2 separate regions of the Homo sapiens genome follow, and region 1 is linked to region 2. A link is a contact called in ENCODE Hi-C or POLR2A ChIA-PET data. All regions are on one chromosome and are shown on one strand. Each heading gives the region's core, a stretch centred on a gene start or an enhancer-like site at or near the end of the contact. The rest is flanking DNA. Distances are from core to core; before and after follow the strand shown.

Evidence for each region. Hi-C counts contacts between places; a loop is a spot of excess contacts on that map. ChIA-PET counts read pairs that join two places held with the same protein, here RNA polymerase II (POLR2A). Pooled maps may share reads with other maps.
Region 1: a map of gastrocnemius medialis shows a loop between it and region 2 (6-fold over the local background). The contact joins two enhancer-like sites. A Hi-C loop is called at or near these places in 46 of 168 maps with a recorded cell type or tissue (B cell, CD14-positive monocyte, HepG2 and 25 more), 12 of 37 single-sample maps with no recorded cell type and 29 of 50 pooled maps. POLR2A ChIA-PET finds 5 or more read pairs at or near these places in 7 of 52 experiments (AG04450, B cell, Panc1 and 4 more).

Annotation. Positions count from the first base shown.
Region 1 is chr17:59,423,981-59,429,243 of GRCh38, reverse strand. No RefSeq gene overlaps it. Among named protein-coding and RNA genes, the nearest start is that of MIR4729, 61 kb to the right of the region's middle. RefSeq lists a silencer at 1,401-1,530. Within about 2 kb of position 3,527, at least 19 of the 41 ENCODE cell types and tissues checked have a DNase peak (open chromatin) inside an H3K27ac peak, as active enhancers do; they include ascending aorta, dorsolateral prefrontal cortex, gastrocnemius medialis and 2 more, where a contact is called at or near this core.
Region 2 is chr17:59,385,516-59,390,096 of GRCh38, reverse strand. It overlaps YPEL2 (yippee like 2), which reads right to left. Exons shown (of 5, transcript NM_001005404.4): 3 at 1,727-1,770; 4 at 629-737. Among named protein-coding and RNA genes, the nearest start is that of MIR4729, 22 kb to the right of the region's middle. Within about 2 kb of position 2,544, at least 7 of the 41 ENCODE cell types and tissues checked have a DNase peak (open chromatin) inside an H3K27ac peak, as active enhancers do; they include ascending aorta, dorsolateral prefrontal cortex, gastrocnemius medialis and 2 more, where a contact is called at or near this core.

The sequences.
Region 1 (5,263 bases), core at 2,278-4,777, 38 kb before region 2:
AACTCAAAGGAAGCAGAGCCAAGAAATGGATCCATGCTGTTTGAATCTTGGATCAAATTGTGCCTGGATCTCCAGTGAGACAATAAATTCCTGTATTACTCAAGCCTATTTGAGATTGTTTTCTTTCACTTGAAACATTAAACTTTTAAATTGATACACCCTAGTTAAATTATAAACTGTGTGACAGCAGGGACTGTGTCTCTCTCTTTTTTTTCTTTCTTTTTTTTTTGTTTTGAAACAGAGTTTCACTACCGTCACCCAGGCTGGAGTGCAGTGGTGTGATCTTGGCTTACTGCAACCTCCGCCTCCTGGGTTCAAGTGATTCTTGTGCCTCGGCCTCCCAAGTAGCTGGGACCACAGGTGTCTGCCACCATGCCTGGCTAATTTTTTGTATTTTTGGTAGAGATGGGGTTTCACCATGTTGGCTAGGCTGGTCTCAAACTCCTGACCTCAAATGACCAACCAACTTGGCCTCCCAACATGCTGGGATTACAGGCGTGAGCCATTGCGCCCGGCCCAAGACTGTTTCTCTTGATCACTTATGTGTCCCCTGGCACGTGGTAAGGATTCAATAAATAACTTTTGAATGGATGCATTTTAGCTGCAAGGAACACCCATAAACTCTCTTTTACTCAGCTGACAGCTAAGGAATCTGGTGTTATATAAGAAAGTGATGATGTGGATCTATAAGTTGGACCTTACCCCAACACTGGGATTTTTCTAATCACAGGAAATCTTCCAGTAAATATGTTGGGGTCTTTGAGGAGGCCCCAAAATAGCAGTCTGCTCCCTTCTCTGTGAATTTTGAATTGAATCAGAAGATAGCAGCAAGCTAGATGAGGACCAAAAATAACCTTTTCTACTGATAAAGCTGATATTAGAGAACGTGGCTTATATCATCAGACAATCGAGCTTCCCGATACTCAACTTCAGAGTTAGGCAGACTTGGCGGCTCGATGACAGGCAGCTGAGCTGGAATGGGCCTACTCTTCCCACCCCACGGGAGCGAAGCTTGCTCCCAAGAAGAAAAGAGAGGATGATATAAGGCACAGTTCCTCCTTCCAAACTCACCAGTCATATTAAACCACTCCTCCTTCTCAGGGAAGAGGGGGCGGGTGGAGAGAAGCAAGGAGTGTTTGGACTCCTTTCAGAAGAAAGAAAACATCAGGAGTGGAAAGACCCAGTCTCCCTCACACACACACGTGTGATTTGGTCAGGTCATTGATTCTACTTTGTTTTCAATCAAAATGGGTGATATTTCCAAGTGGTGGGATACGTTTGCTGTCTAAAATATAGAATAGCTCACATAGAATAGCTCCATAGAATAACTCACACATCACAATATCAAGCTCCCCAAGGAGTTAGAGATCTTCATTTAAAATTATGCAAAATTCAAAAGAAGAAACAAGAATTCACGACGAAATTACACAATCAGGGGCACTAGGTGGCAATAAGCCTTTTGCTCTCTCACCATGCCCATCAAAGGCATTTCAAGAGCACTGAAAGCTCACACTCTTCCCACGCCGACTGTCAGTTTCTTTCTGGATGATCTCAGAGCCACACAGAGCATTCTTAGTCACTGGGAGAACAGAACCAAAGCTTAACTCCTTGGTGGCACCAGGGGAAATGGCACTTCAAGTTGGATTCCAGGAAATCCAGGGAAACACTTGACATAGGAAGTCTGCGACCACATTCCCAGTTTCCCCAGTGTCAAGGCTGGGGCCATGAGCATTGTTCAAAATACTCAGGCCTGCATTGTGTCTGTCTGCCACATGCTTTTGGTTTTACTCACCAGGGCACTTTTTCCTGTTTCTGTTTTTTGGAATTTTTTGGTTTTGCTTTTTAAGGTAAACATGTACCATCTAGGCTTCAAGAAACTTCCTTGAATAAACATCGTTTGTCGATTTGAAGTTTGATACACAAACTACCAGCTGAATTGGACAATCATAACCCCCCAAATGAGCCAAAATACATTTAAAATTCAACATGGATTTTCCTAAAACTGGTATTGGCTGTTTAATGTGACTGAGCCCGGTGAGAAACAGGATGCCCTGAACTCAGCAGAGATCCCCTCTGTTCTTGCTGCCAAGATAAAGTTTTGCTCTAATCTTTTTTTTTTTTTTTTTGATACGGAGTCTTGCTCTGTTGCCCAGGCTGGAGTGCAGTGGCACGATCTCAGCTCACTGCAACATCCGCCTCCCGGGTTCATGCCATTCTCCTGCCTCAGCCTCCCGAGCAGCTGGGACTACAGGCGCCCACCACCACGCCCAGCTAATTTTTTGTATTTTTAGTAGAGACGGGGTTTCTCCATGTTAGCCAGGATGGTCTCGATCTCCTGACCTCGTGATCCACCCGCCTCAGCCTCCCAAAGTCCTGGGATTACAGGCGTGAGCCACCACGCCCAGCCTGCTCTAATCTTAAGTAGCTTGCTGGTGGACTATTTGCTGGAGGTCACTAAGTAGACTTTGCTGGCCAGTCTTGGGAGAGAACCCAGGCTGACAAAGGAAACCTCGAACACAGCAAGATTGAGACAATATGTTCCCATCCTCTCTTCTCAAATGTAAAGCTATTTTCTCATCTATTACCTGCCCCTATTTTTACCATGAGAAGCTCTCCAATGCCACTTTAGCTATCGATAATTGGCAGTGAGTTTTGCAATTAACAGCTGCCCAGAATCAATTCCAAGGATGCGCAACTGAAACCACTTTTAAAAAGGCAGAGTTGGGGATTACTCAGCTGCCTACCTGACCTCCAATCCTTTTTCTTACCCCATACAAACCATTTGCTGGAAGAATCTGAAACTTGAACCACGTACCTAAATGCCCAGTTCTGGGTATGGGGTAGATATTTGAGAAATACTTCGATTGATTGATGTGTGCCCGGGGGAAGGGTACGGGCAGATCCACAAGGAGTTGCTGTGTAATTCATAGTGAGGAGTGGCTCTCCTGCTGACTCAAGACTCCTTTCTTATTTCAGGCCAAAGACTCCAGGGACAGATTTGGGTTAGAAACCTGGCCTCAGGGAAAAGCAAATGAAGCCTGTTCATTCCCCAGAAGAGAAGCAATAGAGAACTGCTCACCGTGATGGGCGCACCTCAGCTTTGCTAATTTATCGTCCTCATGAACCGCACCAGCAAGGGGCCTTCTATGAGGCCGAACTTCCCACTCACCCGAGCCTGTTGGAGACATGACCCAAGGCTTTGGGGGCTTTCTCGCAGCTTCTGCTTAAATGGAGGCAAGGAGGGAGCCAGTCCTTTCACCATGACCTCTAAATGACTCCAGTGCTGAAGGCTGTGGGGCCTTCGATCACTCGAAAACTAGGAGACATATATTTTTAGACACATGCTGTCATCTGGGCAGCCTTAAGTAGATGTTTTCTCTGTCTTTCCTCAGATCTAGTGGGTTTGCAAGAAACCCTCCCAGGGCAGCAGCCTTAGAGGAAGTGCCTGCTAATGCAAGAAGGAGGGCAAGGGGGACAGCAAGCTGGAGCCTGGAGCTGCTCATGCGCTTGGAATCCTCGGCGGGCGCAGGCGGGGATTTACGGACCTGCCTTTTCCCTCATCATTCCGCAGGAAGCTTCTTTAAATGAGCCTCAGCCCAGCAGCTCTCATGGGGCCTGGTGTTTATAGTGGAGACTGAGATAAAAGAACCGTGGAGATGCCAGCCCTGGATATCGACCCCACGGTCCAGGAATCATCAACTGGGCCCGAGGGCAAATTGTGTTCTGTTTTCTCTGTGCGAAATGCCAGAATGCTCCTGCCTCGAAGAGGTTGACTCTGTTGTCAGCTGTGGGAAAAAACAGCCAGAGTTGCTATTTACACCCTGAACTGCAAGCTGGGTAAAAATAGCGCTAGCAGCTTGGTCCAGCTTCAAACCCCACTGCAGAGAGATTATTTTTGGAAGAGAAGATTTTCCTCCCCACCCACAGATCTGAAAATGGTCACCTCCCCGGAAGAAAGGGGGAGAGATGATCCCACGCAAAGGTGAAACCTACCCCCTTCCCACTTTCCCTGCCCAGGACAGCACATCAAGAGACAGACAAGAAATGCCCTCCCCTGACAGCAGGTCAGGCCCAGCACAGCCCTGCAGCTGACCTAGTTCAAGGTACAGTGAGAATTAATTAACTTTGACTAAGTGAGAGGAGGCAGCTTTCTGAACCTGGATGCTGCACCATCCTGTTGCTTGTTATGGCTAAAGGCAGAAAAAATAATTGATCAAAAGAGTACGCAAGACCCCAAAACAATAGCTCAGAGCCTGAGGGTCAGGAAATTACTCTCCAGCCCTCCCACTCCGGATAGGCCGTGATACGGCTGTACAATGATGAACAAATTCCCAAAAGCTTGGTCTGGTCCTGCTTCTGTGTTGAGAACCCCTGGCAGCTGGGGGCTGAAAATTCTTCCCTCAGCTACTTGCTAGAGCTCAGGACCCGGTGTCTGGAGTTCCAGAACCTCCTTCAGGTTCAGGAAGTGATCCACATGACAATCAGTGGAAGAAAAGTCATTCCTTAATAGCATGCCCTTTATTCTGTAAAAAGATATTTTATAGGTACATCTAAGTATGTGGATTATGCTATCTTAGAACTCTAAAAAGATATACACATGTGGATAGTTCTTATCAGGTAAAACTATATTAAGACTATGTGAAAAACAGCAGAGAAAAATACCAGATCCATGGTGTCATGAAATTGTTCTATAATCTGAAAGCACCCAGGCTGCCCAGAGCTGAAACCAAGAGGTGCTTAATAAGTATTTTTAGGGAGGAAGAGAAAACACCTCCCACATCCTACCTCCATCCAAACCTCCTTCTACGGAGATCCAGGAACCAAAATGAATCTTCCAGTTTGAGAAGACATACCTCGGCATCCCCACCCACCTGATAGAAAGGCGAGAGAATGACATAGCGCTCCCCCAACCTCTCAGCACCCCCTACCCAACACACCAGATCTTCACTACCCTGGCCTCAGTGTGAGCTTTGGGGTAGCAACAAAGTCGGGGACACCTGGGTCTAGGTAGAAGTGGCACAGATGGGCATGTGCCAGGGGCACAAGGGCAGCTCATGCCTGGCTTCTCCTCCGGCGGCAGACAGACTGAGGTTTTAGTCTCGTCATTGTCACCTGCTAGCTGTATGACCAACTCACTTCACCTTTTTGAAATCTGTTTTCCTCGCTAAGAGGGCTGATACCACCCACCTGCTGGGGTTGGTGAGAACGAGCTGAAGCAGCACGTGTGAAGGCTGTTTGGTGGCTGCTGCAGAGTGAGGGCTAT
Region 2 (4,581 bases), core at 1,295-3,794:
TCTGGGAGACAGAGGTTGTGGTGAGCTGAGATTGCGCCACTGTACTCCAGCCTGGGCGACAGACCAAAACTCTGTCTCAAAATAAAATAAAATAAAATAAATTTGCCTAATATTTAAAAAACAGCATGGGCTCTGTGTCAGAATACTACTACATGGTCACGTCCTTTGAGAATGAAAAATTTAGAAATAAAAAATAAATAACAGAATATTACATGGATTCCTATCCTGGTGTGGCTATTTAATGGCTAGATTGCCTTGGACATACTATTAACCTCCTTAAGTCTCAGTATCCCTATCCATAAAATAGAGGTGAAGATAGCATCTAACCTCTAAGGCTGCTGATGCATGCCTGGCATCTAGTGAGCTGTCGAGTAAGGTTATATGCCATTACTATTATTATTTATTAAATCTAAAGGGGTGTGTGTCTCAGGGGGTAGGTGTGAAGGAATGAATAGGAGGAGGGAAATATATCAGCAGAAAGGAAAGAATGAGTGTGGTAGACAGGTGACTATTCTGGTCTAAGACAATCCCACAAGGCCATGGAAAGCGAGTAGAAGAAAGTGTTCTGGCATAAGGCTCTTGGCAATTCCCTTCCAGCCCTCTACCAACCAAACTCCTTTATACTTACGTATTTCCAGCCCAGAGTGGTTTTGCAGTTTTCACAGTAAATGTCTGCGACTGCATGCAGTCCTGTTAGCAACACTCGCTCTTCTGCAGGCCCACAGCCCACATTAACTCTATGTCGAGGCACAAGAAGAGAGAGTGGGTAGTTAGTGACACGCACATCAGGCATTCAAGCTGAGCTTCCAGCAAAAATTAACTGGGAAAGGCTGTCCCAAGGGGAGCCAACCCTGAGCTGAGCAGATCTAAACCAATCCCCAAAAGGTGGCCACAGGGAAATATCTCAGCTGGAAGGAAATTCAGATCTGCAAGTTCTAGTGGAGTGGGTCTACCGAAATAATCTTTATGGTTGAGAGTTTGCTTAAAATTTTAATTTTTCTAACAAATACTTTAAATCTGTGACTTAGGGGGACAAGCTGACAGCCACACTGTGAAGTCCACAGCCATGGGCACAGGTCCTCACAGCTTACTGAGGACTGAATGAAGCTGAAGATGCCACACATGATAGCACAGTGTGGTCCTGATACAGGAATGAGTGATCCCTGGGTGCTGAATAGGCTCTACTCCTTCACAGGGTGCCCAGCTCAAGCCACAGGCCAGATTTTCATTTTTACAGTTTATCAGGCTTATGTAGGCTTCACCTTCCCTTCCCAGGGAAGAGGTGATAAACCTGGTGCCTGGGGATGGCTGAGTGCCCTGGAAACTGTGCATCTGCCCGAAGTGGGCCTTCCTTCCTCCTTAGGTCCCGCAGCAGATCTTGGTGTCTTTTTCACCCATATTCTCTTCCCCAGTGACAAATCTCAGATCTCATTATGAGCCCTTCAGGTTGAGGCTCTCAGAATCTCCTCAGCTTCTTCCCTGTGGGACTACAGTCCTCTGGTGTGCCCTCTGAGGGGAATGTAGTGAATATATTATTTTTAGCCAGAGATGTTGGCAAGAAATGTTCCCCAAAGGTAACTGACTACCAATTGTGGACAGTAATGCTCCACAGAGTTTTACTGTGGCAGACAGGGCAGGGTTCATTGTTTAATTATCACCAAGGATTGCTTTTTCCCATCCCTCGAATCTGTACCCCACAAGGAATGTACCATTCAGAGGCACTCACACTGAGTTAAAGAGGTATGCTCGTCCTTGACTTCCTTGGAATGACTGAAATGCAAGAAAACAAATCGATAGTTAGACATCCATTTCACCTATCTGTTTGGGAAACCAACCCCAATCACAGTTAAGCATGACCTTCCAGGACTGACACAGCAAAAGGGAGTACTGAGCCAGTTAACGGTCCCGCTGGCAGATGGTGTGGGGGCGGAGAAGAGGGCGGAATTAACAGAGCCACAAAGCTCGATCTGGCCCACCGGACTGTTTTCACTAGCCCAGGTGAGAAAATGAAAAAAACCCAAAACCACTATGTCATTAAAAACTTCTTCCCTCCTGACATTGCCTGATGTAATTAATTCACCTGAGATCATTAATCCGCATTGGCGTTTCCTGGTCCCACCTGATTTCAGCCATCTGTGCTGGCCACAGCTTTCCCAGGCTGGCCCAGGCATGGAAACCACCACAAGCTCCTTCGCTTGGCCTCTTGGTCCAGCTCTACCAAAGGCAGCAAAAAAATCCCTGACCCAAGAAAAAACTATCCAACCCACACTTATCGCTTGTCATGCCTTCTAGAAGATCCTAAGTGCCATGACAGTTTACAATCCTAAATGGGAGCACAGGAGCTCTTTTGAGATGTAAGCAACTTGATCTCTGCATCACAGAAATGCTCATGAAGCAGCAATTCCACTTTAACCTCTAGCTTACATATTAGTTTCTTTCTTTTGGCTGGAGGGCGGCAGGGAACAGGAGAAACAGGAGCCAGAGCCTGCCATGCAATCTGGCGTCTGCTTCCATTAACACGGGCCCTGTCCATGTTTTCCTTCTCTGGTTACACTGAGAAGTCGGCCTGACATGAGCCAGCCATGTTCTGCACTGCCGCCTGCATTTTTAATGTGGTCTAACAACAGTGTCCTGAATTTAGTATCTTAGTCTGCTCTGAAAACCAACCAACAAACAAGGAGATGAGTGGCTAACAGATGACCAGAGGGTAGGTGAGCACCAGATAGGACTCAGATCAGCACGCGAGACAATCATTTTTGTCAGATGTGCAGGACGTCAGGGATCAGTGCTGCCAGCCAGTGTGAAAGACAAAATTCTTTTTTTTTTTTTTTTTTTTTTTAGATGGAGTCTTGCTCTGTCATCCAGACCAGAGTGCAGTTGCGCGATCTTGGCTCACTGCACCTCCATCTCCTGAGTTCAAGCGAGTGTCCTGCCTCCGCCTCCTGAGTAGCTGGGACCACAGGTGTGCACCACAACACCCGGCTAATTTTTGTATTTTTAGTAGAGACAGGGTTTCACCATGTTGGCCAGACTGGTCTTCAACTCCTGACCTTGGTGATCCACCCGCCTCGGCCTCCCAAAGTACTGGGATTACAGGTGTGAGCCACCACACCCAGCCAACAAACTTCTTTACTTGTGGAAAAACTGCCTCTGGGGCAGCTGGATTGTTGGTTGCCTCCAACATTCAAATACACCAGACACCTTCACTCCCAGGTGCATCTGCAAGGGGCAGGCAGATATTCCCCAGCTGGTGCCCAGACCCAAACCAATTCTCTCCTTTTTGGGGTCTTGAAACATCCCTGGGGAATATAGCAGCTTCCAGGCTACAACTGAGCAGCTATGAGTGTCAAAGCCTCAAAACCTGGAACCTGGAAGTCCATGCTGAGTGTTTGGATAAGACAATGTCCCAGCGACACAGGTCTAGACCTGGCCACACTGTTCAATCCTGGAGCACAAACACCACTCCAGGGCTTCATGACCTGGCCATGCCACCTCTCCTGCCTCTTCTCTTGCTACCTCCCCATTATGTCCTTCACTCCAGTCAGGCCAAACCACAGGCAATTCCTGGAAGTTGCATTGCACTAACTTTGCCCATGAAGTTCCCTCTGATGGGGAGGCTCTTCCACCTGACCCAATAAGCCTCAGCTCAGCTCCCCTCTTTCATTAAGCTTTCCCTAAACTCCCCAGAAAAAGGCACCCAATGATACTCATGTTCTAGACTCTTCATGTTCCCTGCATTTCCTTTTTCTTTCTTTCCTTTTTTTTTTCCCCCAAGAGAGTCCCACTCTGTCACCCAGGCTGGAGTGCAGTGGTGTGACCATGACTCACTGTAGCCTCCACCTTCTGGGCTCAAGCGATCCTCCTGCCTGAGCCTCCAGAGTAACTGGGACCACAGGTGCATACCACCATAACCAGCTATTTAAAAAAAAAAAAATTTATAGAGACAGGGTCTTGCCATGTTGCCCAGGCTGGTCTTGAACTCCTAGGCTTAAACAATCCGCCTGCCTCAGCTTTCCAAAGTGCTGGGATTACAGGCATGAGCCACCGCACCCGGCCTGTTTTCCTTTGCCTTAGCACTAGCATCCTGGATTGAAATCATCTGTTTATTTATCTCACTCCCTCAGTAGACTGTGAGCTCCCTGAAGGTGTGCGCCATGTCTTCAATCTCTCTCTGAATGCCAAACACATAAGAATGTGCATCTGGCACACAGTAGTCATTTATTAAATATTCTGAGTCAACTAAATTGTCTCTAGTTTTTTTTGTTTTCTATAAACAACTTTTTTGAACTATAAGTGACATAATAAACGGTGTATATTTGAAGTGTACTATTGGATGAGTTTTGATATCTGTATATACCTGTGAAAACATCACCACAATAAAGATTAAACTACCCATGACACCCAAACATCTCCTCATATCCCTCTGAATCCTCCCCTCCTCATCCTCTTACCACTTATAGATCCATAGGCGATTACAGCTTTCTGTCACTATAATTTGTATTTTCTGGAATCTTTTTTTGAGACAAGGTCTCGCTCTGTCACCCAGGCTGGAGTGTAAAGGCACGATCATGGCTCACTGCA